Linked DNA regions of Homo sapiens: region 1 is linked to region 2. The links are chromatin loops, found by intact Hi-C in ENCODE. Cell type or tissue: PC-9. All regions are shown on one strand. Each heading gives the region's core, and the rest is flanking DNA. Links, peaks and the distances in the headings are about the cores only.

Region 1 (15,292 bases), core at 8,116-10,615, 640 kb before region 2:
GCCAATTGAAAAAGTGTTTAAATATCATTATACATTAAGGAAATTCCAACTGAAACTACAATGGGTTATCATTGCATTTCCACTAGGATGACTGAAAGTAAAAGGATTGGCAATACCAAGTGCTGTGGGACAACCGAAGCTCTAATCCACTGGTGCTGGGAGTGAGATTGTTACAACTACTCTAGAAAACTCTTCGGCACTATCTACTCTGAATATTACCATAGCCAATTACCCAGCAATTCCAATCCAGTTTTCTACCAAGTCAAAAAATACATATATGCATGAAAGATAGGTTTAAGAATGTACATGGCAGCACTACACAATTGCCAAAAACCAGAAACAATCCACACGTGCATTACCAGCAAAATGGATAAATCACGGTATATTCAATAAAATGTATTTCTATTCAGGAATGAGAATTTGTGTGCTATTTTTACATGTGAGCACATGAATGAATATCATAAGCATAATGATGAATGAAAGAAGTTAAAGTACAGGCTGTGTGATTTCATTTATATCAGGTACCAAAATGCAAAACTAGTCTATAGTGTTAGAAATGAGGTTAGTGTTTATTTTTGGTGTGGAACTGTGCCTGGGAGGGGGACTGGGGAAGAGGCCTTCTGGGGTGCTGGTTCCATTTCTTGCTCCGGAAACTGGTTACCTTGGAGTGTTCGCTATGGAATATTCATCAAGCTATTTATTCTCATTTCTGTATGTTTGTCACACTTCACTGTAAACTTGTTAAAAATTCAAAGCAAATTTTAGACTGTGTTTTCAAGAAAATGCAAACTAAAAGTAAGCAGAGGTAGCAATCATATTCTGATATTCTGATATCATAATATCAGTAGAGGCAATTCACAGCCTGAAATACTGCATGAATCAAAGAATGGTTTTCTGTATTGACAACAGATTAATCCGCCATAAAGGTAATCAGTTACAAACCCCTATGCCTCAAACAAACTAGCATCCACTGATATTAAGCAAAATATTTGTAAGAGAAAATATTTATCAAAAACATATTGGTAGGTGCATGTTGAGCATAGACCAGCTGAAGAACAATCCAGATGTAGATACATAATAATTCACACCAGCAGAGGCATAGCCTACAACAGCATGAATCCCCCCTCCTCACTAAGGCCAATTGCACTCTTGCCACTTCCTTTGTAAGAAAACCTGTAAACTAATATGGCTCTGTTCCTGGTAAATCAACCAGCTACTTGCTACTTGATGGCAGGTCCCATACATGGACCCTCCTAGAGGGGAAGTGATGATGTGTTCTTATTGTTCACAGTACACTTGGAATGAGACGGCATGGCAGATATGCTGCAGCATCGGGTAGGCCAAAGTGGAAGGAGAAGGTTTCCAAGCTCCTCGCTGCGTCAGTTCCTCCCCAAGGCCGTCACTGACCTTGGTCCATGTGTGCCCACTCTGTAAATTTTGTTGCTTTGAGACCTTCATTGTCCACTCATGACCCAAGTTAATTAGCAGGAACACTGGCCCTAACAAGAATCTCCAGTCTTAGAATAGGCCCATCCATTACTTAGTGTAAGACGCTTGATGGGCTCACACCACGTTCCCGTCCTATGTATAGGAAAACTGTGCAGAATCAAAGAATGTCAGAGCCTACGTTTTTATGGGCATTTGGCCTAATTTTCTTGTGCTGTCTGGGAAAGGAAATCTGGAAGTTTCCACCTACACAAACTTACAACTTTGTTTATTTTCCTTTCAAGTCTCCTTCTGAGGCCAAGACGTTGGTGAGATGAATAGTCCATTTATTGCCCCGGGTCAGGCCATCACAGTCGGTCATTGCACAATGTGTTTTTTATGTGTGAACTTGGATGCTAAATGAAGAACACTAAAGCAGGCGGGCGGATAGGGGAAATGACACAAACAGCCATTGGGAATGAATGGCCTTGTTTAAAGACTGATTTAAAAGATGACGGGGTCACAGTAGACCCTACCCTGAATTTCAGTGAGCAATGGCTGTAGGAAAATAAACAATTCTAGAATAAAATATATGGAAGATAGTACCCAGGATGCAGTAAATAAAGTTGCCATAATTTAATCTGTTAGAGTTCACTTGTGATCTCTACAGCCAAAGGGGAATTTGTAAATACAGTGAAAAGTCACAGGAGATGATAAATGATGTTGCCAAGTGAAATGTAACCATTGTTATAACAAACGTATACTGAGACCACCTGCCCAGCTGCCATGCTAAGAGAACAAAAAATAAATGCCCATGCCCTAAGTGGGGCAGGGGCAGAATCTATTATTAATCACTCACACATAAATATGAAAAAGTCTAGTAAATCCATTTCATTGAGCTTAGTCTGATAAAGAAGAACTGGGGAACGTTTCAGGGCCCACTGAGGAAAGGATGAAGTTCAGGTTGGGGTCAGGGTAGATGGGAAAGGCAGGCTACTAAAAATGGAAAATAAAAATTTTTGAGGGACTGGGGACAGCTGTCTTTCCTCCAACCCAGGAGTAAGGAGCCTGCCAGGATTTGGATCCCATCTCCTTCTCCTGCGTCTCCCTCTGCGATTGATGAACACCATCTTATTTTTAACTAGAACCCAGTCAAGCAGGAGACAATTTTTTCTTGTCTTAGTAGCCCAGTAGCTGTTGTTCCTCCTTAACAATCGACTCATCTATGCCTTGTGGGCCTGCGACTCCTGGAGCTTACCCTGTTTCTTTGAATTGCTAGTAAACTGCAAACCAAATCTATGATTCACCCTTACCAAAAGTTTTGCAGAACTTCATTTTCATTAGTGTATGTTGTGGACTCATCTCACGTCTGGCCCCATTTCATGTCCCTACACTTTCCTTTCCTCCCTTTTCCTTATCCCGCACCCCAAAACCAATGTCTATTTTATATCATGTTATTTTAAACATTAGATATAGATTTCCAAAACCACCTTAAATGTTTTGATTCAAAGTTCTAATATACATACATGGAATCAGAGTGATTTTTAATAATTGTGGTGTACAAAACACTATGTGCCTTTTTGGATTGGCTTTGCAGGAAAAGACATTTTTTTAAATAAGATCAACAAATAAAGGAATAGCTAAATTGGAACTTGGAAGCAGAATTCCAAATTTCTTGCCTTAACTGGTGGCTCACACACTCCTCAGCAAGTAACGAAAATATTTTAGATCTGTGGTCAAGTAAGCTCCTCCATTTCATAAGTTCAAAAGCAAGAAAAATATCAGGGAATTAATACAAATTCTACTAAAACTTTTAGAGTACTCTGTTTTAGAGGGGCTCTATGATTGCTAATATTTAAAGCTATATATTGTGAAGTTCTAAAACGTAAGATGAATTACAACATTTCCCTAACCCACTTATCACATTTTCAGGGCATGTTACATTTCAGAGGGGCATATATTTGGTTCTTATAATTTGTTTACTTTGATTGTTTCATTATAAAAGAAATACAAGTTTGTGTTAATAAATGAATGATAAAGTAAAAGACAAAAGTCTTCATCCTCTTGCCCTGTCCTCACCTTAATCCCCAGAGGTTACGATTGTTAGCAACTTGGTAACTATCCTTCTAGATCTTTTCTATGTATAGATACATACAAATGCTTGAGCATTGATGTAATGTATATTATAAAAAGAAGCTTTCTATTTCAAATGGATCCAGTGGATACAACACAATTTACTTACCCATTCGGTTATTTAACATTTTCAATGTTTTCTCCCATTTGATTTCAGAGCTGAAGGGGAAAACAGAGAGTGGCATGTTAGCCCCTTATTAACGCCCATCATTTTGTATGCTCCTGTCCACATTCCATATTGAATCCTAGCACATCAGTGGATCATTCACTTACTCTCTCTTTCATCTACAGCAGGAACGTAATAAGAACAAAGATGGTCATACTCTAACAGTCACATCCCAGTGGCTTCATGTTCCCTGGACAGGACTGCATTCACCAATATGTATCCCAGTGCTTGTGATTATTATAGTACTGTGTGACATTTGCATTACATCTGTAAATTCCCAGAATGGCCACCAGAGGGAATCAACCACCCAGCGCATTCAGAGCTATTGAGTCTAGCGCCAATGACACTGGCTTAGCTCTTATCTCGAATGTGTGTCTGCTTACATTGGCTAGCATTTTTTAAAATTAGATTATATTTTTAAAATGGCCATTACTGAACTCCTCTCCAATTAATATACGGAACAATGCAGGCAAAGTGCTTCAGACAGTGCCTGGCTAAATAAACACAGTAAGTTATTATTGTTATTGTCATTCATAAGCCATTTTAAAAAGAAGAGAACCATTCCTTGCTGTGCTATTATCCCTAACAAATATTTCCTGGCAAAGGCTCATCTATTTAGTAACAGTCCAATGCATAGTTACCACGCCGCTCCCCAAAGTGCTTTGGTCTTGGTTGCTTGATTAACTTCAGGATAAATGAGTGGCCCTAGCCAAGAAGACTTTTACAATTTTTCATTCTTATTTTCTGTTAAATATATGTTGCCTTATATACCTCTCTCTCCCCCTCCGCATACAATAAAATGCATTTCATGAAATACACACATTATATAGACTCTTTCATCAGAGAATGGAGGGAGATATTCTGGAAAAATGCATTTTTTAGTTACCACCATCGCCAAGATAGACTTTTGGACAATATTAAGCTTGTTGTCACTCACAAACCTTATTCAAGCATGTCCATGCCAATGATGAATGGATACTTTCTCTAATAAGTGCTCACAAATACAGCTATGGGAGGATTCCACCAAATTTACCTCAATTTCCATTATTTCAATATGCATTTACACATATTCTGATGTTTATTGACCAATGCTCCGTAAAAATCCAAAGGCAAATGAGTGAATGATGGTAAGCCTCGAGACCACACGGTGGCGCTGTTTCATCATACTTGAGAGAGGCTTTAGCACTTTGCAGGAGACCACGGCCCCCTGAAAACAGAAGACCATGAATACAAGAATTGCCTTCCCTGTGTTACTCCAATTTGAATGAGAGAACCCAGTAGAGTTTAACATTTAGCATTAATTCGTATCTAAACAACAAAACAGCACCAAAATGCAAATGTGAGGAAATCATTGCTGAAAAGTGGGTTGTTGGAGAAATGATACATAAATGCTTCATGCTGTTAATTTATGCTACCACTTTTCATAGCAATACTGCAAGCTCTCCCTAGATGTGCGAGGTGTTTTCACTTTCATGCTTATATTTTGTTCTCCACATGATCCAGTGAAGCAAGCAAGGGGGCTTTGATCTCTATTTTACAGCTAAGGAAACTGAAACCTTTCCTGGCACCCAAAGATTGCAAAATCTTCTGCAGCACAAAAGAGTTTTTTGTGTCCTAACATCTCTCTGATGCTTGTGAGAAAGTGTAAATTCCAGTAGGCACTTTACCCAAGCCACCTTGAGGCTCTGGTTTTTTAGTTCATCCCACCCCAGGCCCAGGCAGATATGGTTGAATTCTAAGGTTTCCATTCTTTCCCATTGACCAGAGCAGGCTGGCACCCAAAGTGCTGATCAGGAAGAAGGCCCCTCTTCCACCACCATCACAGAATCCCCAAGGAGCTTGTCTTCCATCCTAGGCATGTAAAATGATTTACTATCTGCGCCCTTCAGCTGTAGAGCTGAAATCTGCATCCTGTACCTAGTCCCTCATGATAGGGAAGAGGTAGAAAACAAAACACCCTCCACTCATTTCTTATTCATAGAGCAGCCAATGTAAAATATGATTACATACATGATGGATTGGATCCGACAGATAGTATAAAAGGCAAGCCGGGGAACATTAACTAGGGAATGGATTTTTCAATGATTTCCAATGTCTCTTGTAGTCAACAGTGAAGGGAAGGGAAGGGATGAGACAAATGCAAAGAGACACACACATAACTTTCAGTATCAAACTTTAAAATACATTTCACTCTCAGATAAAGGCTTATTGCGTGTTTATCCTATGCTTTGCTGTGTGCTTTATATACGTGATTTCTTATTTATTTATTTATTGAGATAGGTTCTTGCTCTGTTGCCCAGGCTAGAGTGCAGTGGCACGGTTTTGGCTCACTGCAACCTCTACCTCCCAGGCTCAAGCAATCCTCCCATGTCAGTCTCCCTAGTAGCTGGGACTACCGGCTAATTTTTGTGGGTTTTTTGTTTTGTTTTTTGGTTTTTGGTTTTTGTTTTTTTTTGTAGATACAGGGTCTCACCATGTTGCCCAGGCTAGTCTTGAGCTCCTGGACTCAAGTGATCCCCCCTGCCTTGGCCTCCCAAAGTGCTGGGATTACAGGAGTAAGCCACCGCACCCAACCCGATCTCTTTTAATTACCTTTGTTCTACAGAAAAGATTAAAAAAAAAAAAGAGGTTCCAAGAAGGAAGTAAAGTACCTCAAGTTTACCCACCTGGTAAGTACTGAGCAGGACTTGAATCCAGACCTTGTCTTGCACACCCAAACTGCTCTCCTCGTCCATGAGCCGCCCTGCTTGCTTCCCGGACCCTGACGCTATGATGGCCAGGACCTACCTGTATGTTTATAAACCACTATCAGCTGCTGGCCACTCTAAATAGGTGGCACCTGAGACCAGACGCAAACTCCTGAGAAGCGAGTGAAGCTGAAGCCTGAGGCCCTTCTTCCTCACAGGCCTCTGTGAGTTCTGTGAGGAGTCATCGAGTTTTCCAGAAGAGAGGAAGCTGGGTTGCAATCAGAAAGCATTTCTAATCAGCCATTTTTGGTAAATTGCCTAAAGAGATCTTCATGAGAAAAAGGATCTAAACTTACAAGTCTCCAATAATTTTTTGTGATATCATTTTTCATTCTAAAGAAATGTTCACTTTCCTGCCTAATTTTGTATTTGTAATTGTATATTCTTTTTAAAAGAAATCATATGAGCTTTGGGCTTCACAAAATCAGGATCTCCCCTGCCTGTGCCTTTTTCCAGTGCTTAAACATTTTGCCTCTCATCCCCTAAAAAGCTAAACAATTTATTGTGATCTTGAAGCCATCATTGCTGGGCATAGTCCTGAAATATAGTTTTCCTGCAAAAGGAGAGGGAGGGGAGGAAGAAGGAAGGGAAGAAGGAAGGGAAGAAGGACAGAAATGCACAAGATTATATGTAGAGTTAGTAATTCATTTAATGTTAAGGAAGGAAAGTCACCACCATTACAAGCGCCTCTTTAAAAAAAAAAAAACACCCTTCCACATAGACTGAATCTCGTCTTCTCTTATGAAGGTTCTAAATTCCTAAAGATGGCTTCAGTGGACCATCCAATAATCAGATAAAAGGTCCACATTGCCGTGGACACGACATGGCTAAAGACAGGACCTAGACTTTGTTCCTGGGATTTTGTGGCATATTGTTAACACAAATCACCTGATTACGTTAGCCAGCAATGATCAGTCATGTATTCTTTCGCCTTCATCCTGCTTCTCCAGTTAGAGGGTTTTGAAAATCCCTTAAACAATTCAACCACTTGTTACGGAAGGTTTCCACAGCCTCTTGTCTCCTTTGTCACACAGAAATTCCCCCAAATCATCTTGGCTGCTTACATCTACAGAGCTATAAACGGGATGCGAGTCCTCAGCGGGGAACACCAGAGCCCTCTGAGGGTGGGGAGCTTGGCGTCATACCAACTTCCTGGACCCACACTATCTGGGTTCACTAGTTATACTGATCAGACTGGCAAGTCCTCCTATGGGAAACCTTGTTTTGCGCCCCTCCATAGACATCACCTTTGTTTTTAGGTAGTATTGATCACCCGAGGATTCGGGTTCAGGCCCACGTCATTCTAGGGTCTCAGGGTCAGAGCAAGTAAGGTGATAAAGTAAAAGGGGTTAAATAATCTTATAAACACATATTCACACTGGAGATTTCCATTTTTTCTATTTCTTTTTATGAAACGTTTATGCACGCTTTATGGTTCTAAAACACAGGCTGCTGTTTAAGCCATTCACAGAGATAGAAAAGAAAAGAGAAGGAGAAAGCTTTTTAAATGTGGGGGCAGGGGAAAGCGGTTAGTGGAACTTCATCTGCTGAGTGTTCATACAGAGCAGAAATAAAGAAGTGTGTGTCTATCCTATGAAGCCTATAAATCTTAAGGAAACCCAACTGTTGCCGACCCAAAAGCCTTCTGCAAATTTGCTCTTCACAGTATCTGACCCTCCAGGCTCATTGTTCTGTGTTTTCCTGGATTGATATGGCCTAAAATCAAAACTGCATTCATAGCTCGGAAGTAATTTAATAGCTCTAGTCTAGAATTAAACTTTTTGGTCATTCATTTTGATTAATTGCTAAAAGAAATTCTGGCGCTTATACCCCTAAATACAATTTTATTTTGTGGAAACAGAAAACTTATTCTACAAAGAAGTCAACCTCTATCATAAATTCACCATCCAGGCTTGAGTGGTTTGACGTCTGGGTGCTGTACCTTGGAGACATATAATTGAAGCCCACGTGTAGATGTAGAGGTACTTTTAAAAATTTCCTCCTTGAAGATGACGTTTAACTCCACAGAGTAGCTTTCTTTGTCTTAATTCTCTGGGCTTCCATTTTTAAAAGAAAAAGCTATCCTCAAAGGCTTTATAGGGTTATTAATTACACAATGTCACCTATCGACAGAAGAAAGCCACTGTGACAGTCTCTAGCTGTCTGAAATTTAAGTAGGCTTACCAAAGCTCTTAAGACGACAAACACATGCATTTGTAGGACGGTTCCTGTCCCACTGAGGTTAACTAAATGGTCTGGGGATGGGCAAGGAGAAAGAAGGGGAGCACTTGCAAAGTAGCTGGCTCCACTTTGGAGGAAAAAAATCCTGGGGTTGTTTTTGAGGTCCGGCTGAGAACCAAGAGCAACAACAAATCATCTATATTTTTTTCAGCGCATCATGTCTATTTTTCACGTAGCAACTCCCTTCCGGGCATTCGGAAAACGCTCCTCGTCGGATATTTCTACCCACAGGATGCTCTTTCTGTTTAACATGGAAGTAGCTTTGAATTCTCTCTGCAAAGAAGAGGTCCGGTATCCCGGCGGGAGAAGCAAAGTGCCACTGGGTGCTGGAACGTGGAGGAGAGGGCTCGCAGGAGGAAGGGTGGGGCTTGGGAAGGAAAAAGGCGCGGCTCGGAGGAGAAACCGGCTGCTCACAATCCGCGAAGCCAGAAGTTACCCGGCTCGTGGAACCACGTCCACTTCCCCCAGCCAGTTCCCTCCTGGGTTTCATTCTTAAAAAGCGATTTGTATTGGTGCCTCTCTTCCGTGTGCTACAAAGAGAAGTGACCGCTAGAGGGCAATATGCTGCAAAATAAGAATTTGATCGCACATGAGAAGAGCTGAAATAATAAGCATACAGATAGAATGAAATAGAGGTATTGTGAAGAAGTGTGGTGAGTAGGCTTTCCAATCCCTGTTCTCCATATCCATACACCCCCTCAAATATACACACTTAACTGAATGGCAAAGTATCTGCACTGCAGAAGCTAACCCATCATTTTTTTCTCTCTCTCTCTTAGTTTCTGAGAGTTGGGAGGAGTTTTAGGGAATATTGAACTCCTCGACATCAGAACAGGGTAGTTTCTGGAAGCTTTCACCGTTCATAAGCCCAGAGTATAAGATCAAAGTAGTGGTTCTCAACCGGGGGCCGGGAGGGGAGGAGGGGAGTTTGCCTCCCAAGGAACATTTGGCCTTGTCTGGAGAGATTTGTGTTTGTCACAGCTTGGGGGATGGGGTGAACATAGATACTACATAGATACTAGCACCTAGTGGGTAGAGGCCAGGGATGTCACTCAACATCTTACAATGCATAGGACAACCTCTAATAACAAAGAATCATCCCCTGCAGATGTTCATAGTGCCAAGGTTTGACCAGGGTCAAACATGAGTGCACAGCTTGTAGATGCATTTCCATCCAGTGAGGGTGTGGTTCAGTCCTCAGCACTTCAGCTCTTCTCAGTGTTGACAGGCATCTCCTATGCATTGTGCATCTTTCCCCTAAGTAGACCTGCTCCATGTGATTGAAATGTGTTGCCGCAGGTAAGCTGGTCTTTCAGATTCCTGCAGCACAGAGACCCATTTACTGCAAGGCATCTGCCCACTAGGACCCGGACTGGCAGAGCCTTCTGATGTGGATTCCCCAGCCCACCCTTAAGGGAGCCTCTGGGCACTTTAGTCAGGGACCTGGCTTCCTCCACTTACTAGTTGTGTGATCTTAAACAAGTCTTTCAGCCTCCTCTGTAAAATGGTGATGATAATGACACCTACCTCCTGGGGTCTTGTAAGGAGCAAATGAGCTCACAGGTAGAAAGCCTGGTAGGCCCATAAGGGCGTAGGCATTGTCTTCTCTTTCTCCCATAGTACATGATTCATTCTTTGTTTCCCTTCTAAAGGACTTAGCCCAAAGGCATGTGCCACATCTGTCCTTGTCTTATCACATTTAATTTTTTTTAAAAAATCTTATTTTAATGGGTCATTACTGCATACTTCATCTTTGTCTTATTATTATTCAATTATTCTGTCCAGAGACAGTACAGGGTGATGATCACAAATTCAAGACCCAGCCTGCCTGAAACTGAATCCTGTTTTGCCCCTCCCTAGACAGCTGATCTTGAGCGAGTTATTTAACCTCCTTGAACCTCAGTTGTCCCCCCTCTAAAATGGGTGTGATAACAGTACCCATCATTGTACAGATTAAATTAATTAATATTGGAAAAGTACTTGGAACAGTGCCTGGCACATAGTAGTACTAAATAAGATATAAATAAATGAAAACGATGGTGATGAGATTCATACTATTTCCCCCAACACCTAAAAATCCAACCTAAATGCACCAGAATAACAACTGATGGGATGGCTGAAGCTAAACTTACAATGCCAGGATTCCAAGGTCATTCATCTACAGGTAGGGGGCTTGAGGAAGAGAGCTTCTTTTGCATCTGAGAACATCCATAGTGCAGGAGCCACATCTGGCCCAGTCCTGTAATTTTACTAAGAAGGCAACTCGAGCACAGAGTCAATGGTGCACAGTAGGGAAGCAGGACCAGAACCTGCCAGTCAACACCACAGCTCACTCCTTTTGGCCTACATTGAGTTGCTTCAATCAATAACCACGGTACTGATCTGACACTGTTATTAACCTTCTCTGTGACTTGCAATCCGCTTCCCCATATCCTGCAATGGTGTGGTGTGGCTTATCATTTGCCCTCTGAGAATATTTGATGCCTCAAGGGACACTCAATTCAAAGTACCTAGAAAATACTAGCTGGGTTTTTAATTCTTCTACCAGTAGACTGGACTTCACCTTGAATAGAATACCACTAATACCACTGAAGGAAAAATTTAGAGGAAATAACATCAAAGAGTGAACACTACACAACTATGTTATTACAGAATTTTTCTCAAAAAATCTGCTGCCCTTCAAGGGTCACTCCTCAGATACTCACCCCATTAGCACCTTATAGTTACGTAGATGTGTTTCTTACACTGTGTTGTAACTACAAGTTTATTTTTCTTCTCATTCTATGAAATTTTTTTTTTTGAGATGGAGTTTCGTTCTTGTTGCCCAGGCTGGAGTGCAATGACACTATCTCAGCTCACTGCAAACCTCTGCCTCCCAGGTTCAAGCAATTCTCCTGCCTCAGCCTCCCTAGTAGCTGGGATTACAGGCATGTGCCACCATGCCTGGCTAATTTTTTGTATTTTTAGTAGAAATAGGGTTTCTCCATGTTGGTCAGGCCGGTCTCGAACTCCTGACCTCAGGTGATCCACGCACCTCAGCCTCCCAAAGTGCTGGGGTTACAGGTGTGAGCCACCGCGCCCGACCATTCTATGAAATCTTAAAGGCAGGACATTTGTTGTCAACTCTGTCCTCAGTAGCCCAGGCACAGTGCCAGGTGCACAGTCAGTCTTCATAAATGTTTGCTACTGCTTTGGATGGTGACACCACAGTCACCACCACAGGAAGCAGATTGCAAGTCACGGGCGCAGGCCCAGTAGGGCAGCATTTTCCCAGAGCGTGGCATGTGGACCATGGCTGAGATGATTTTAGGTGGAAAGAGATTGATTTTAGATAGGACATGGACAAGGTATAAAACAACATTGAATCATGTAATGAGAAAGTTATTCCTTACCCAGTGATCCTTCAACATTTCTGATTTCTTTCTTTTTTTTTTTTTTTTTAGACGGAGTTTTACTTTTGTTGCCCAGGCTGGAATGCAGTGGCGCAATCTCGGCTCACTGCAACCTCTGCCTCCCGGGTTCAAGTGATTCTCCTGCCTCAGCCCCCCGAGTAGCTAGGATTACAGGTGCCCGCCACCACGCCTGGCTAATTTTTGTATCTTTAGTAGAGATGGGGTTTCACCATGTTGGCCAGGCTGGTCTTGAACTCCTGACCTCAGGTTATCTGCCCACCTCGGCCTCCCAAACTGCTGGGATTACAGGCATGAGCCACCGTGTCTGGCCAACATTGCTGATTTCTTCAGGGAGAAAGTCTCTGGTGGTAATATGTCTTAATCTCTCTCTCTCTCTCTCTCTCTCCTATCAACATCTTTTGGACAAACTAAATACACCTGAGGCTGAAAGCCAAGAATGTTTAGCAGATAAAAATATCTACCTAGAATTTAACACATTGTTCTCAATACATCTCTTTATGACCATCTTTTCTGCACAGCAAGTGGTAACATCAGTCTTCATTTCCCATCTCTGGGTAAGGCAATTGTGCTCAGCAAATACCCCTGGTGTGCACCTCCACTTCCAGCCCCTTTGCACTTAGGGGGAGGGTCATGTGACTGGTCTTCACCAATGAAATGGGGTGGAAACCTATATAACCTCTGGTCTAAGGCATTGACGAGCAGGTGCACAGCCCTCCAGTCATTCTTCCTCTGCATCAGTGGCCCTGGAGGTCACATTTTGAGATGGTGGCATTATACAATGGAGTGAGCATGGATTTAGGCATTGCCATCTGTCCCCAAGAAAAGCTGCCCTGGAAAGTCATCTGACTTGCATTGGATTTCACATGAATGAAAACTAAACCTTTTTTATTTTAGTTTATTTTATTTTACCTTAAGTTCCAGGATAAACGTGCACAATGTGTAGGTTTGTTACATAGGTATACATGGACCATGGTGGTTTGCTGCACCTATCAGCGCACCATCTAGGTTTTAAGCCCGGATGCATTAGCTGTTTGTCCTAATGTTCTCCCTCCCTTCATCCCCCTATCCCCCGACAGGCCCCAGTGTGTGATGTTCCCCTCCCTGTGTCCATGTGTTCTCATTGTTCAACTCCCACTTATGAGTGAGAATATGTGGTGTTTGGTTTTCTGTTCCTGTGTTAGTTTGCTGAGGATGATGGCTTCCAGCTTCATCCATGTCCTTGCAAAGGACATGATCTCATTCCTCTTTATGGCTGCATAGTATTCCATGGTGTATATGTACCACATTTTCTTTATCCAGTCTATCATTGATGGGCATTTGGGTTGGTTCCAAGTCTTTGTTATTGTAAATAGTGCTGCAATAAACATACGTGTGCATGTGTCTTTCTAGTAGAATGATCTATATTCCTTTGGGTATATACCAAGAAATGGGATTGCTGGGTCAAATGGTACTTCTGGTTCTAGATCCTTGAGGAATGGCAACACCTTCTTCCACAATGGTTGTACTAATTTACACTCCCACCAACAGTGTAAAAGCATTCCTATTTCTCCACAGCCTTGCCAGCATCTATTGTTTCTTGACTTTTGAACAATCACCATGGTATCTCATTGTAGTTTTGATTTGCATTTCCCTAATGATCAGTGACGTTGAGCTTTTGTTCATATGGAAAACCAAACCTTTGCTGTGTTAAGCCTTTGCAATATCAGCGTTTATTTGTTACTGCAACAAAGCCTAGACTATCCCGACTAATACATATTTTAAAACTTTTAAGATTATAAATGAGTGAATTTAAAGAAAATATTAACTACACAATGGTCCAGGACATAACAAAAATGTTTGAAAGTGATGCTCAAATGCCACCTAGTGCTTATAGTCTTAGAGTTAATTTTACAAAAGAGTGGAAAGTCACTCCCCTCCTCCTCTCACCAGGTTTCCCAAGAGACCTGGACCAGGCTAGGGTAAAGTGCAGCCCAGGGCTATAACAGAACAAAGTGAAATTGTAGTTTCAAGGATCAAATTTGCTGCCTTTTTGGCAACCAGCTGAATTAACTGACTCTAAAAAGCAGAAGCAGTATAATTAGAATCATTAGGAGTCCAGAGAAAAAGACTTAAAATTACCCACTTTTCCCTGGGTGGTATGACAAACTCTCACTGTCTTTGATTTTATGAAGCTCAGCTTTCCTACAGCCCTGTCACTCTACAGGTTGGAAGCGTGATTTCATACCACGTACTTCAAGGCCAACTTTTCCTTGTCCGGTCCTCATAGTCTCACGTGAAGTTTATGTTATTTGTTCATTCCCATTATGCTAGACAGACAATGGATGCACACATAGTTTTCATCTTGGGGATGATTTAGTAATGATCAAAAGTTATACTGTTTCAAAGTGGGAAGCAAGGTGCACAGACTCGCTTGCCTCCAGTTAATTTCTCTTCCTCAAAGAAAAGTCCGGATGGAAGGAACCTTGAGACTTAGATACATCTGGGGTGCTGTGACAAAGAAGGAAAAACACAAAACAAGTTATTAGGGAACCTGACTCCAACACTAGTTCAGCTGTTTGGCTTTGAGCAAGCCCCCTTGCCTCTCTCTGCCTGTGTTTTCCATCTTTAAAATAGAAATATCAACAGTTACCTTAGCCAGGTGACTTGCAGTGATGTGGAGGCAGATGATAGACACGGCACTGCTGTGAAAATCGCATGACCAGCAGCTAACACACCGTGAGTTCTGGGTTCTCACCACGTAATGTACTCTGTGCTGGGCACTTTTCATACTTCTCATTTAATCCTCAGAACAACATATGCAGAAATTGCACTATTATCCCCTTTCTTTTTTGTTTTTGTTTTTATTTTTGTTTTTTTGAGACAGAGTTTCATTCTTGTTAACCAGGCTGGAGTGTAATGGCACCACCTCAGCTCACTACAACCTCTGCCTCCCGGGTTCAAGCAATTCTCCTGCCTCAGCCTCCCAAGGAGCTGGGATTACAGGCATGCACCACCACACCCAACTAATTTTTTGTATTTAGTAGAGACGGGTTTCACCATGTTGGTCAGGCTGGTCTCGAACTCCTGACCTCAGGTGATCCACCTGCTTCTGCCTCCCAAAGTGCTGGGATTACAGGCATGAGCCACCACACGTGGCCTAACCCCTTTCACAGATGAGAAAACCAAGA
Region 2 (15,292 bases), core at 8,367-10,866:
TCTCTTCCCTGGTAAAATGACTTTGCCTTTCATCATCATTTCTCTGGAAGCCTACTAGGCAAGGTAATAATGGAATGTCAACTGTGATACTAGGCAATACTGGATCATCTTCATGATTAAAGATGATCCCTTATTGGTAAACTGTATCTGGACCAAGAAGACTATGACACGTACTATAAGTGCCCATTGAAAAACATGAGTTTTGAGATTCCTTAAGCGTAGTGTTCCTCATTGCAAAGATTCCTGGAAATTACAGTCATGGGCTATCTCAACAGGTATTAGTTCTCATGGAGCATGAAGCTTCCAAGCCAGGTGGCTTCTGCACCCACCGGATGATCTTGTTTCCTTATACCTGAGCTGACACTTGGCAGGCTGGAGTAAAGCCTTCTGCTGAAATAAGCCTCATGCTGCCATGTTGTTGTGCTGTTTCTTGTTCTGTATCTTGCAAAGTTAAATGAACAGGGTGTCAAATTGGATGCCACAAGGCTTATTGGGTCCTGTGAGTGTCAATGTCATTCTAAACCTGTGACTACTGCTGCTGCTGAGGCAGAAAAGAAATTGCCACTGCTTACCTCTGGCCTTCTTTTACATGAGAGAGAAATGACCTACTCTCTTAAGTCACTCTTTAATAGCCAAACTTAATCTTAATTGCAACATATGTATTTTTAAAAACATGAAAAATATTAAAAAGCAGACCAGGTACAGTAGTTCATTCCTGTAATCCCAACACTTTGAGAGGCCAAGGTGGGAAGATTGCTTGAGGACAGGAGTTCAAGACCAGCTGGGCAACACAGCAAGACACCTGTCTCTTTTTTTTTTAAAGAAAGTATAAAGAAGTGGAAGATTCTTGAAATGAGTAATTATGCAAAAGAAACTGATCTACACTATAATGTACTTCTACTTTAAATTGAAGAGGAAAATAAAGTCTTAAATTCTGAAGGGAAAAAAAGCAGCATATAATCCCAAACGGTATAAAAATAAAAAGAAATCCATACTTAGACACATTACAGTGATACTAAAGAAAACCTAAGGCAAGGAGAAAAAATATCTTAATAGCAGCAGAGGGAAAAAAGAAAGTACCGGTCACCTTCAAAAGAGGGACAAATTGACAGCTGACCTCTCAGCAGAAATAATGTAAGCCTAAAGACAGTGAAATAATGTATATTCAATGTACTAAAAGAAAATAACTGCCAACCTAAAATTCTATACACAACAAAAATATCATATCAGTATTAGGACAAAATATCAGACAGCAGCTAAAAAGAGCTCACCACCAGCCAATCCTCACTTAAAGAAAATCTAAAGGATGTATTTCAGAGAGAAGTATTCTCAGATAGAAACTACGAGATACAAGAAGGAATAAACAGCAAAAATAGAATAAGTGTAAACCACTGAATAAAGAACAGCAATCTTCATTAAATAATTATGCTATGGAAGTACCATATGGTTTCGTTGGGGGTAAGGGGATTGTCAAGGAATGTTTCACTGAGGGTGACAGAGGTCACTGTGGCTGGAGGGGAAGAGAGGATTGAGGTGGGGCTGAAGAATTAGGTTATATAGGTCATATATAATTATATAGGACTTTATGAGTGATGTCACTTCTTATCCCACATGCAAGGGGGCATTGTTGTGGGGTTATAAGCAGGGAGATAAGGTTAAATTGTTACTCTGGGTACCATAAGATACAGGATGAAGCAGGGCAAAAGTGGACAGAGGGTTTCAAGTTAGGTTGTTTTTGTGGTTGCAATTGAGAGATGATAGTTTAGATTACAGAGAAGCAACGGAAATGGAGGGTGGTAGTTGGATGCAAGAGGCATTCAAGAAAGAGAGTTGACAGGCTTTAGGACACACTGGATGTGAGACTCCGCAGAGGGAGAAACCAAGAAGGACACTGCTATAGACTGAACGGTTATGTCCACCCAAAGTTCCTACGTTGAAACTTAATCCCCAATGCAATGGTATTTAGAGGCGAGGCCTTTGGGAGGGGATTAGATCATGAAAGCTGAGCCTTCATGAATGGGATTAGTATCCTCATAAAGGAGAACCTAAAGAGCTCCCTCACCCTTTTCACTTTGTGAAGACAAAGCAAGAAGACAGCCGTCTATGAATCAGAACATGGGTCTTCACCCGACACCAAATCTGGCGGTACCTTAATTCCCAGCCTCCAGAACTGTGAGAAAAAAATTTCTATTGTTGGTAAACCAGCCAGTGTTTGGTATTTTGCTATAACAGCCCAAATGGACAAGACAGACACCTTAGTTTCTGGTTTGCATTACTGGCTAGATGTGGTACCAGTCACTTAGACCTGCAATAAGGGCAGGTAGCAGAAGAGGAGACAATGTTGGGACACCCTATTTTACACTTATTTAGCTTTATGTGCCTTTAAGACAGTCAAGCAGAAATGTCAAAGAACTAGTTAAATACTTAGACCTGGAATTCAGAGAAGCCCAAGCTAAAGATATAAATTCAAAAGTCATCTTCACAGAAATAAAACCTGAAGCCATGGGCATAGCAACGATGACCAGAAAAGGACTTAGGACTGAACCTCAAGAACTCTAACATCCTGAAGTGTTAAGAAGCTTGAGCTCTGGAGTCAGGTTGCCTGATTTTGGATCCTGGCTCTACTAACCACAGGCTGTTTTGCCCTCTCTGAGTACCACTGACATCCTCTGTAAAATAGCGGATGGATGCTAAGAGGATTATATAATACATGGAGAGCACCTACCATGGTATCTGTCTCATGGTAACAGCTCCAAAGCTTAGCTTTATTCATAATATGACAGGAAAGGAGAGGATAGACTGGGAAAGGAGACAAAGCAGCAGCCAGAGAGAAAAAGAAGAAAAGACAGAACGGTGAATGTTTTCAGGAAGAGCCAGCAGTGTTGATGTTGCAGATAGGTCAAAAAGATGAGGACTGATAAATGTCCTATAAGCCCGGGGACCCTAGAGAAACCATGTTAGAAGGAGAGGGGTACAGATGCCAGATTGGAGTTTGGGTGAGAAAATGGAGACAGCAAGTGTAGAAGACACATCTGAGAGTTGGACTAACAAAGGGCGAATAAAAATATCAATAGGTTCCTATGGAGAAGGGGGAGGAGGGGCAAGGAGGGCTGTTACTCTAAGAAAGAGGCACCAACAGATATCTCCCAGTCCTTGCCTGTGGGACAGCTGACTCAGCAGATAGTGAGTTCCTCATTCCCAGCACTGATCACACAGACACTGGATGACCATTTGTTAAGACGGGTGAACAGGGAGGCTGATGACTTGCAGACCTATGATTCAGGGAAAGGGCTCGTGAGACACAGGGACTAGGAGTGGGGTCAGGAAGAGTCAGCTGGTGTTGATGAATTGCAGAGAAAGGTGGCATTGGGCAAAGAAATCAGCCTTGCTTAGGTCAAGTAGTACTCAGGGAAAATGTGTAGAACTGAAATAATTAGTAATGTTTTGTGACTATAATTTTTGAACTTCTAGATGTGCATGTGTGTTAACCTGACAAGGTACAGGATGAGATGCTGTAAAAAGTGGATTCCAATTTCATGCATGGGTAAAATCCCCACTCTCTAAATCCACAACACTGATGCATATACACAGAAAGAAGAAAAGAAATCGTAAAGTACTCATACATTGATGACTATAAAGAAAAAGGACAGGAGAGATACATGCGTAATTTCCAAAAGCTGGAGGAGTCCATAGAAGAAAGGAATGAAGAAAGGGAGGGAAAGGAAAAAATGAAAAGAGTAAACATGAAAACAAGTGGCAAAAAGCTCAAAAGGACTAACACCAAAACATTAACCAGGCTCATCCCTGAATGAAAAGAACATAGGTGATTCTTATTTTCTTCATTTTGATTAGCTAGATTTCTATATTTCTTTAAATTTCTCATCTTGTTTTTCTCTTTGCCTAGTTCCCAATACAGATGCTTCAAAGGAAGATAATACATTTCTCAACCTACCATTCAATGCCAGATTTGCTAAGAGAGCAGATGCCATGTTAACCTGTAAAAATCTGATTTTAATTGCTAGTGCAATGCTTGTCCTCTAATAATTCCTTCTCTATTGTCTTTGAGTATAAATATTTATTGCACTTAAAGGTTCAATTTAATTTTTTAAAAGAAGCAATTTTTTTTTTGAGATGGAGTTTTTCTCTTGTTGCCCAGGCTGGCATGCAATGGCGTGATCTTGGCTCACCACAACCTCCGCCTCCCAGGTTCAAGTGATTCTCCTGCCTCAGCCTCCCAAGTAGCTGGGATTACAGGCATGCACCACCACACCCGGCTAATTTTGTATTTTTAGTAGAGACAGGGTTTCTCCATGTTGGTCAGGCTGGTCCTGAACTTCCGACCTCAGGTGATCTGCCTGCCTCGGCCTCCCAAAGTGCTGGGATTACAGGCATGAGCCACCAGGCCTGGTGCTAATTTTTTAAAAGAAAAAGAAAAAATGTGTCCTCACCCAAATCATCAATGCATTTTTGAAAAATAATGACAAGATAAATTAAGAAATGTAAGCATTGTCCAGTTAAAGCATATGTCAATATTGTAACATTAAAAGTCATCTACTATTAACTAAATAGATGAATCAACTTTTAAATGCATCTATCATGTAAGATGTCTAGCTTAACAATACAGAGCTGTAGGGCCAGACCATGTCCTCCTTGTAGAACCAAACAATATGATTCCCAGATCAATAGTTACAGAACACAACTATACTTGTAATACTAACCATTTGTGTGTGTGTGTGTGTCTTGGTGGGGAGAGATTAAAACAGTTCTAGATGCAAAAATGGAGAAAAATAAGTCTTAATTGTTTAACACTGTCTTTAAAAGTCAAATTACACTGATATCTCAGATAATCTGATGAACCTCACCTTTTGGTCTTACCCCCAGTTTACTTATCCATGCACTATACATATGTTTTATCTACCCATTCCCTTAACTCAAAATTTTACAGATGCATTCTCTGCCTCTAAAAACTTGCCCATCACTTTAACATTTCACTAAATCCTCCTTCTGGGAAGAACTTTTCATATTAGTCCAAAAAAATGTGGCAATATTAGCTTTTTTCCCTTTTGGACAATATCGTCTCTTCCTCTAACTAAAATAGTCCTTACCAAGTAGGAATGGGTTTGGCTACAAGTAACAGAAAACTGTGTTTAAATCTGTGGTTAAACCACAGGGATATGTACGATCTCACTGAACTAAAAGTCCACAGGTAGGTGGTTCCAGGGTTCCTTCAGGGAATGGATGGTGTAATCGAGGACCTAGACACTTCCACACTCCCATGCCATCATCCTTAGCATGACGTGTCCTATTCCCATCCCTGCTGCCTCACTGGCTGCTGTCACACCAGACGTCACATCCTCATGCTGTGCTTAAATGCAAGCATCAAGGGTGTGGCAAAAGATGTTCTCTCAGGAGGTTCTGTCCTTTATCTGGAAAAGAAGCATTTCCAGAAGTCTTCCTTATAGCCCCATAGGCCAAAACTGAATCACTATGGCCACTCCTAGTCACAGGGAAGGCTGTGAAAGTATTTCCCTTCTCAGCTTCTAGTCAAACTCAATCTCCTTATTTGTAGGAATTAAATGAAATAGTGCCCTGTTGATTCTATCTCCAACATTCCTGTTGCATCCACCTAATTATCTTCATCCCCCACCAAATCAACTCCCACCACTGTACTACAGGCTTCAGAATATCCCACCTAAAGTCTCCCAACAGTTCCTAACTGGTATCCTGATTGCCCCATTTTGTCCCCTCTACCATCCACTTTTTTTTTTTTTTTAAGTCTTTCTCTGTTGCCCAGGCTGGAGTGCAGTGGTGCAATCATAGCTCACTGCAGCCTGGAACTCCTGGGCCCAAGTGATCCTTCCACCTCACCACCTAAGCACCTGGGACTACGGGCTCACACCACAACACCTAGCTAATTTCTTCTGTTTTTTTTGTAGAGATGGGGGTTTCCCCATGTTGCCCAGGCGGGTCTCAAATACCTGGGCTCAAGCAATCCTCCCACTTCAGCCTCCCAAAGTGCTGGGATTACAGATGTGAGCTGCTGCGCCTGGCCCATTCTTTTTTGAGATGGAGCCTCACTCTGTCACCAGGCTTGGAGTGCAGTGGCGCGATCTCGGCTCACTGCAACCTCCACCTCCCGGGTTCAAGCGATTCTCCTGCCTCAGCCTCCTGAGTAGCTGGGACTACAGAAGGACGCCACCACACCCAGCTAATTTTTGTATTTTTAGTAGAGACAGAGTTTCACCATGTTGGCTAGGATGGTCTGAATCTCTTGACCTCGTGATTCACCTGCCTCGGCCTCCCAAAGTGCTGAGATTACAGGCATGAGCCATCGCGCCCAGCCCCATTCATTCTTTATACACCACTGCACAACATTTAACTGCGAATCTTACCATGTTCTTCCTCTTTAGTGGGTTGTGGTCCTGAATGTTCTGGTCACACCCACCTCTCCAGCTTCAGCTCCCTCTCCTCACTCAGATCACATGCGCCTGCTCTTTGCCTCTCAAGAAACCTCAATTTCTTCACACCTCCAAGTTGTTCACACGCTACTTCCTCCATCTGAAATGCTCACCCACTCTGCATCTCAGCTAATCTCTCCTCAGTTTTCATGTCTCTCCTTCAATGTCCTCCCCGTACACAAGGGTTATTTGTAAGATGTTGTTATTAAGTTCAAAGTTGCTGAATATAAATGAGAAAGGGCATGCAAAATAATCTTTTTTTTTTGTTAATTTCAGCAGTTAGTAGAGGTTTGCTTATTAGTAAAATGTTGACCATTTTGTTAAAATCACACTTGAGGAGCCAGTTGGCAGAACTTATTTTCTTTTCCTGAATTTTTTATTTTCACCCATATGCTCAACCAACAACGTAAAAACCCACCTCCATAGCTCCCTAGTGGTGATGACTCCTCAGATAAAGGCATTCTTCCATGATTCAATTTCATCTGTAAAGTAATGGCACTATGATGAATTATCCCATTCTCCCCTCAAAGTTGGTGGCCTGCCTTTGTTCAATCCTGCTTCTGTGATTGAAAGTTTATGCTCTAAAAGTAATCCCGAGAAATATATAAAAATGCATGACTTCCAAATACCCTGTGCTGTGCATATCATAGAAATTCAAAGAATCCCAAACTAAAAAGTAAATCATATATTCATATTTTTATCTTTCACAAATTGAAATACTCTCTAAAAATTTTTTCTACTAATTCTATATTGCAAATTATTTGAGTTAGGCAGTATGTCTTTCACTACTTTTTTTTTTTTTTTTTTTTTTTACAGACAGAGTCTCACTCTGTCACCCAGGCTGGAGTGCAGTGGCCGGATCTCAGCTCACTGCCACCTCCACCTCCCAGGTTCAAATGATTCTTGTGCCTCAGCCTCCCCAATAGCTGGGAATACAGGCGTGCACCACTACACCCACCTTGTTTTTTATTATTATTTTTAAGTAGAGACAAGGTTTTGTCATGTTGGCCAGGCTGGTCTCAAACTCCTGGTCTCATGTGATCCACCCGCCTCGGCCTCCAAAGCGCTAGGGTTACAGGCTTGAGCCATCTTGCCCGGCTGTCTTTCACTGCTTTTATACTGCAAACAGTTTTCACAACAGAGATGCTCAGTTGCTCCACACCCAGTCCTTCAGGGGAGTTATGCTTGCATATGAGCTCAAGGAACATCAAAATCGTTTTTTGAAACAAGAGCATCCTGGAAGATGAAGCAAGCTGCACCTCTGCCTTCATTAGTGAAAATGCCCTGTGCCAATATCTTTATGTCAAATGAATAAAAAGTACTCTTGGCCGGGCGCTGTGGCTCACGCCTGTAATCCCAGCACTTTGGGAGGGAGGCCGAGACGGGCGTATCACGAGGTCAGGAGATCGAGACTATCCTGGCTAACACGGGGAACCCCGTCTCTACTGAAAATACAAAAAATTAGCCGGGCGCAGTGGCGGGCGCCTGTAGTCCCAGCTACTCGGGAGGCTGAGGCAGGAGAATGGCGTGAACCCGGGAGGCGGAGCTTGCCGTGAGCCGAGATCGCGCCACTGCAGTCCAGCCTCGGCGACTGAGCGAGACTCCGTCTCAAAAAAAAAAAAAAAAAAAAAGTACTCTTATGTGACCAGGAGTGCAATCCCCGGTTCACTTCCTGCAGTGGCTCAGGGCTGGATTTACACTGCCCTCGTTGGGTGGCTGTCCATGGACTTCCAGGCCTGAAAGAAGGAAATTCACATCCTCACTGAGTCGTGTTAAGAGTCTCAGACTGGCAGGTTGTGGTGGTTAAGACCGTAGAAGCTAGAGTCAGGCCCCCTGGGTTCCAACCCTGCTCTGCCACGTACCAGACAGGCAAACCTGAGCAACCATTTTCCCGTGCTAGGGTTTCCTCGCCTGTCGAGTGAGAATAATAATAATAACAATACCTACCTCCTAGGGTTGCTGTGAGAAATAAATGACAATCCACAGAAAGCGCCTGCAACGGCGCCTGGCTGGCAAACAGCGGACTTGTTAATTACAGCCTTTCAACTAAGGGCGCCTGAAACTCGCAAACATTTTGCTCGGGTGTGGATTCGCTCCCGTTAGTTACAAACTTGGGATCCCGGGACCCGGAAAGCAAGGGGGAAAAATAAATCGCGATGGGGCCAAGGGACAGCTGCTGCGGCAACTTTTACCCAGCGGAGCCCACCTACAGCCTCAGCCTCCGGGTCTCAGGTCTCCGCCGTTTCTTCTCAAGGAGTCGGTCGGGGGAGCGGCACTGCACAGCTTTTCTCCAATCAGACACCTCAAGGCTGGCGCCTGATCCAATCTCCTCCCCTGGAGGGTGGGAACGCGAAGTTCCTACCTGCACCTGTGGCAGCGGTGACCGCCTCCTGGGTTATTTTCTTTTCTCCCCCAGCTGCCCCAGGGTTCTGGTTTCCCGAATCACTTGGCAAATAACCAGCAGGTGGGCAGATGTCTTTTTTGCGTTCCTACGGACGCGTAGGCAAGTTCGATGCGCCGGAGTGAACAGCCAGGGTCCCATCTCTCAGCCGGCTCCCGGGCGGTGCTAGCAGGGAAGAGGGACGCGCCGGCGAATGAAACACTACTAGCCCGGAAAGCCGCCCTGGACCTTCCACCCGGGCAGCGAGTCTGGCGGCCCCTCGCCGCCGCCCCCTCCGACCAGAACAGACTGCGCTGCGAGCCCCGGGCTTCCGCCGCAGCGCGCAGCAATTGGAGGTGCCAGAGGAGACCAGCAGCAGCACTTGATTTAGCTGGGCTGCGGGAATTCCGACCTGTACACTTTCCAGAAGCCTGATCTCTCCAAGTCCGCGCCCAGGGACTCGAGCCCCGGCTTCCAGGTTGACCCGAGCGCGCCCCCTTCGTGCTCTCGGCCGCGTTCACCGCGCGAGGCCTCCGGGTCCTGTTAAGCCCGAGCAGGTGAGCGACTGGGGGTGGTTCGGCGTCCGCCGAGACAGAGCCTGGCCCCGGGGGTCACCCTGGGGTGCTGCCTGGTACCTCCCAGGTACCCGCCTCCCGGAGCCCTAAGAGAGGCTGAAAACCACGGACGCTCCAGGACTCCGTTTTCTGTACTTTTGAGTAATTTGCCATCTTTTCCTTGCGCAATTCGTACAAAGCCCTTCCGTGCTCACAAAGTTGATGATTGTGAAGAAGAAAATGTAGGTTAGAGGAGAGGAAGCAGCATCAGGACACCTTACCACCACTGTTAGTAAATGACTTGGGGGTACGGGTTGCTTTTCCGATCTGCAAAGTAGGAGGGAATGGGATGTTTGCAGACGCAGTTGCTAATTGTGCCTGAGGGCGTGGGTGCCTTTTGTACCGAAAGAACTTTTGGCCGTTTTTTCTTGTATTGTTTTCAAGTCGCTGCCCGAGTGTGTCCTCAGGGCATCCTGGGGAGGAGCCGGTGTTGCGGTTTCGGGGCGCAGCCGAGGCCGCCCCGCCGCCTCCCGTAGGCGATCAGACTTCCTCTCCCTGGCGGTTCCGGGAGGAGAACCTCCTACAACAAACACCGCCGAAGTTTCCCTCTCCAGCGCGATCGCCAATCCCAGGAGCGCCCGGCGCGTGGGCTGGGAAGGAGCCGAGCGGAAACCTGGAAGTGAGCCGCGGCGCAGGCGAATCCTGCCGTTGCTGGTGGCAGCGCCCAAGAGACCCCGCACAGAAAGTGGGCTGGGAGTCTCGCTTGCTGTACCCGCACCTAAGTGCTCAGAAGCGGCCTTTCGCTCTGCAGAGGGGGGGTCTTAGAAGCTTGGGGAAGAAGCACATTGTTTCGGAGTTCCTTGTTGCGTTCTTTCTCCTTGGGAGGAGGGAATTGCACAAGGAAAAGAAGAGAAGCCTTTACTTTGTAACTGAAATTCTCCAGAGTTGAGTTGCGTCGTACAGACTCGGTGCATATTTTAATACAAAACTAAGGGAAGAGGCCATTTGATACTTGGCTTCATCTCAACCGTCAGCCGGGGGTGACTTCAAACAGACGCAAGATTGGGCTCTGGGGAGTAAAAGGAAGAATTAGGATGGCGGTTTTCAAGGGAAGTTAAGTCTAGACATGCTTCTTTGAAAGTCACAAGGCAGAAGTGGTCAAAAGTAGAATTTAAAAGAACCAAAACAAATATCATAAGCTTGTCCTTCTCTCCTACTGGGATATAAATTCTCCTAAGTATCTCATCGAAAAGGCTCCTGGGACGAAAGTCGATGGGGGCAAATCTTGGAGGGAAATTTCGTGACTGTTTGACCATGGACTAATTAATACCGTTCACCTGTAGAGAGGATGCACTTGGTTCCCAGCGCCCTCCTCCCAGGTGCTTATCCAAAGGGAGGCCGCCCTGGGTCGGATGGGTCACCTTTTGGCGTCCATCTACAGTCAAGCAGTGTGGACAGGGCGGTCATTTTCCCTCTAGAGACGGGTTGATTCAGAGGGGTGGGAACGTCCCTTGGGTCCCCCGGGCACGCTGACCACTGCACTGCACTTCCCCTGAAGGAAAGGCAAAGGTTGAAGCCAAAGAGTTCAAGGCTCAGCCTAGAGACCAGGTGATGGTGCCCTGGAAGACACTTCCGCCAGCACCCTATGGGGCGCAGTGGCGTCTAATGCTAATGTGGGCTACGTAGCTACGGGATTGGGTCGCTCCGACCCTGGCCGATCCGGTGCCAGACAGCATAAGGGAGGAAAGGGGACTGGGGGGGGCACGTGACTTCAACCAACCCAGTAACCAAGTTTTGTTTTCTTCCCCAGCACAGGCCGCTGCCTCAGCATCCACCCCGCAGCCCACGTGTGGCAAGCCGGGGAAGGGGTGGAGTGAACGGCCGGAGACCACGTGGAGAAAGGGGCCGCTTTGGCCCTTCCATCTGGGTGCCGGGAGCCCCTAGGCCCTCCGGCCATGGCCGACAGCGGCGATGCTGGCAGCTCCGGCCCCTGGTGGAAATCGCTCACCAACAGCAGAAAGAAAAGCAAGGAAGCCGCAGTGGGGGTGCCGCCTCCCGCCCAGCCCGCTCCCGGGGAGCCCACGCCACCTGCGCCGCCCAGCCCGGACTGGACCAGCAGCTCCCGGGAGAACCAGCACCCCAATCTCCTCGGGGGCGCCGGCGAGCCCCCCAAACCAGACAAGTTATACGGGGACAAATCCGGCAGCAGCCGCCGCAATTTGAAGATCTCGCGCTCCGGCCGCTTTAAGGAGAAGAGGAAAGTGCGCGCCACGCTGCTCCCGGAGGCGGGCAGGTCCCCGGAGGAGGCAGGCTTTCCTGGTGACCCCCACGAGGACAAGCAGTAGCCCCAATAGCCTGCGCGCTCCAGGACTGCCTACCCAGCACTACCCCAAACCCCCAGTTCCAAACCCGAGACTTCAGGCCCGCCCCCTTACGCGTTGTCTCATTCCACCAAATTCAGAATATTTACACAATGCCTTCATGATTTTATTTTTCTGGAAATTGAAGTGTCAATTGGGTTCTCAATATTTCATGACTCCAAGGATGCATTAAATATTTATTTGTGGTAAGAGAAGATACCTGCCGCGGAGGAGGGTGGCATAATTATTTTTTTTTCAAAAAGCTATTCTGGGGCCCTGGCCCCCTGGCTCCTGTCACAGCTCAGCTTGAACTCTGTAGCCTCTCAAATGAAGAAGGTGGCTGTTATTTAGGACTCTGTGGAAAGCAAATCACAGTGCTGTTTTTAATGCCTGAGAAATGCACTTTAGGGGTAGACTTATACCTTAAGTGAAGGAGTGGGGGAGGAAGAAGCATTCTTAAGTAGAAGCATTTTAAAATAAGGCAGGATTGCTTTTAATGTTAAACTACAAAACTGTACAGCCTATTTTAGTGTGGACTATTAAAACCCTTGCACTGTAAGGCTTAAGGTGACTTTTGTATTTTTTCCATTCCAAGACTGAATCCCATCATACTTAAAAGCAGGCAGGCAAAGTCCGAGGTGAGAGTTAATCATTTGCCACACAACATAACAGTGACTAGTGGAAAGCTGCAGGGAAGAGAATATTTCTGGAAACCAGCAACACCTGGACTGGAACTTGTTAGCCAGATATCCCTATTTATCAGCCAAATTCGAGGAAGGGAGAGAGGTACCAATTCATTATTCCTAAATTCACCTTTTACTTCAGTGCATTTTCATAGACTATAGTAAGTTACAATGCTAGTAATACATCCTTTTCAGTATCCATTGTTAAACTTACTAACGATTGTCTAAAATCAAAAAACAAGGCCAGGTACGGTGGCTGATGTCTGTAATGCCAGCACTTTGGGAGGCCTAGGAAGGTGGATCACCTGAGGTCAGGAGTTCAAGACCAGCCTGACCAAAAAGGTGAAACCCTGTCGCTACTAAAAATACAAAAATTAGCCGGGCGTGGTGGCAGGCACCTGTAGTCCCAGCTACTCGGGAGGCTGAGACAGGAGAATTGCTTGAACCTGGGAGACAGAAGTTGCAGTGAGCAGAGATCGTGCCACTGCACTCCAGCCTGGGCATCTGAAGGAGACTCCATCTCAAAAAAAAAAAAGACTGAACTCTGCGCAGCTAAAGAGGTGGGGGTATTTTCCCCACCCCTTTGCTTTAAAAGCTTATTTCCTTAAAGTATGCATTTATCTAGTTTCAGACCCTTTAGATCTAACAACCTGAAGATTCTTAACAAAAAGCTGTTCGCTTTTATTATGAACTTCAAGAAAAAGAGTAAACGAATACCATTTGCTTTGAGAAAATTACAAGAGAGTTATTGTAGTCGTTAAGAGGCACTGGGATCTTTTCCCACCACAATTCAGTTCATTTATAAACACCCAGAAATGCATGGCAGGAAAATTATATTGATCAAAGTGTATATCTTTGTAGATAATGACAAGCAGGAACTTAATTATAGCTTCTCGATTTGTATATGTAGACAAGCTATTTTTTTGTTTCTCCCAAATTAGTAATTTATAAAGTAGCAAAACAGTTCGATTGTTAAAAGAAATTTAACAAAGAAATTTGATGAAGATGGCTGAAATGAATTTAAATTAATGAATCAAGCTTTGGTGCCAGCAGAATAATACAGCTAATTTTGATACATGAGTTTCCACATACCAAAGGCCTTACACTAAAGGAAAGTGTATATCTAGAGGTTATGAACACCTTAAATTAAAAGAAAGTATGTGAGAGGACTTTTTTAAGCATGAAAAGACATTTTCATTGTATACGTAAAACTGGAAAGTGTGTGACCAAAATCTCATCCAGGTGGGCTTCCTGGATGAGGCAGACTACATTCAGTTTAAATGGGCCTACCATCTCTAGATTCAGAAAAAGAAGAGGGAATTGAGACTTGGCATGAAAAAAGAATTCATGATAAGGGACAGGATTGGGGGTTGGCAGAGCAACGGGAGTGAATATAGCAAATGTTGTCAAATAAGGCTTTGGAAAACCTTCAAAAAGTATTTCAATTTCACTCCGTAGAAAGTAATCAAAATTAGAGTAGGTAACTACCCAAAATGTTCTCTCCCTCCTTCAGGAAGACCGATAGATCAGGACTGTACCTATTTATAAAATTAAGTCTGCAATTACATAAGTTTAAAATCCTATACTAACCCTTTCATCCAGTTTTATTGTTTTAAAGAACTTTTTTCTTTAAAATTACTGTAGATGAACAAAACATTGGCAAGTTTCAAGGTTCTGTGTCTAATTTTGGATCCCATCCAAATCTACAATTGCTGCAGATAATCAATAGCAGACATATAGTAGAGCAATGGAACTTATTACCATATTAACATGACATCTTTACCCCACTGTTCTGAAAGAATTTAAAACCATACTAATGCAGTTATGACAGTGAATGCAATTCACAATCTGCCATTGAGGTTTGTAATTACATCGTTTTAAAGCAGTCCTAAATTATGCAGTGGGAGGAATACACTGATTTAATCCCAACTCAGTGAAATCAGAAACCAAGCAAAATTGGTGGGACAGAAAGAGCATAAGGAAGATGAGAGAATTTGACGACGTGTCTTGCTGGGATTTATGTGCTTTACAGATGTTTAATTACATTCCAATAGTATATACAGATTTAATTTTTTTTAACCTTGAGATAATTTATAGTAAAAAAAAATGCTGAATTAAATTTGCAGTCAGAAACTTTTCTTTAAATTATCTTACAAATGAAATTTCACTCACAAATTTGGAAGCCATATCAGAAATTTTAACACTATACTTCCAAAGATATGGGAAAAAAAGGAACAAAACTCTAGCAGTGTATTTGCTACACACTTTTGTAACCACGATAATTATATACAAAGGGTAGTTTTTGCCCCAGTGACTCTCCTTGCAAAATCGGTGGCTGGGCAGTGACTCATATTACAGGTCACCTGAACGTCCCTTTGTGTCTGTACTTCTATTGTTCAGCACATTCTGACTTGCATTTCAAAAGCACAAACCCGACTTTACATATGCAATTAGGATGTTCTCCTTTAGTATAACACCTGGAAATATTTTTTCTGCTTCGAAACATTATGTGAACTCAGCAATTCTAGTCCTGCCAAGTCCTTAGAAGGGAAATAGAAACCTAATGAGCATTGGCTAAAAGCTTTGTCAAAAATAGTGCTTTTCCTGAGATGCGCAGAAGAATATTTGGGTGCCTTGAAAGAAGCAAATACTAAAAATGAGCAGACAGAATTTCAAATGAAAGGTAAACTTGAAAGAAATAAGTGAAAGGACACATATTCAGTGACCCCAAGAGACGTTTTATGAAAAAAGAGAGAAAGAATATTCTTTTTCCCCAGCTGAGAAGTGTCAATCGACTAGAAACAAGCACACAAAAAGCTAGCATGATATAGTAAGGAAAATGGATTTTTCCAAGTCT

Evidence for each region. A loop is a pair of places that touch in the nucleus more often than their neighbours do. Peaks named below come from ENCODE experiments on the same cell type or tissue, not always from the same donor. Only the 100,000 strongest peaks of a DNase experiment are listed, where the experiment ranks them.
Region 1: a loop joins it to region 2, with 15 times the contacts of the local background. A loop is called at or near these places in 5 of 110 quality-filtered maps.

The regions. Positions count from the first base shown.
Region 1 is chr7:28,917,944-28,933,235 of GRCh38, forward strand. No RefSeq gene overlaps it. Among named protein-coding and RNA genes, the nearest start is that of TRIL, 33 kb to the right of the region's middle. In PC-9, for the core only: CTCF peaks have their summits at 9,257 (motif pointing right) and 9,459; a DNase peak (open chromatin) is centred at 9,258; H3K4me3 peaks cover 938 bases.
Region 2 is chr7:29,554,983-29,570,274 of GRCh38, forward strand. PRR15 (proline rich 15) reads left to right here and starts at 8,853. Exons shown (of 2, transcript NM_175887.3): 1 at 8,853-9,395; 2 at 11,203-12,311. The coding sequence starts at 11,348. The coding sequence ends at 11,737. PRR15-DT (PRR15 divergent transcript) reads right to left here and starts at 8,709. Exons shown (of 2, transcript NR_183550.1): 1 at 8,406-8,709. RefSeq lists an enhancer at 10,476-11,339. In PC-9, for the core only: a CTCF peak has its summit at 9,366; DNase peaks (open chromatin) are centred at 8,789, 9,259 and 9,819; H3K4me3 peaks cover 2,500 bases; H3K27ac peaks cover 2,500 bases.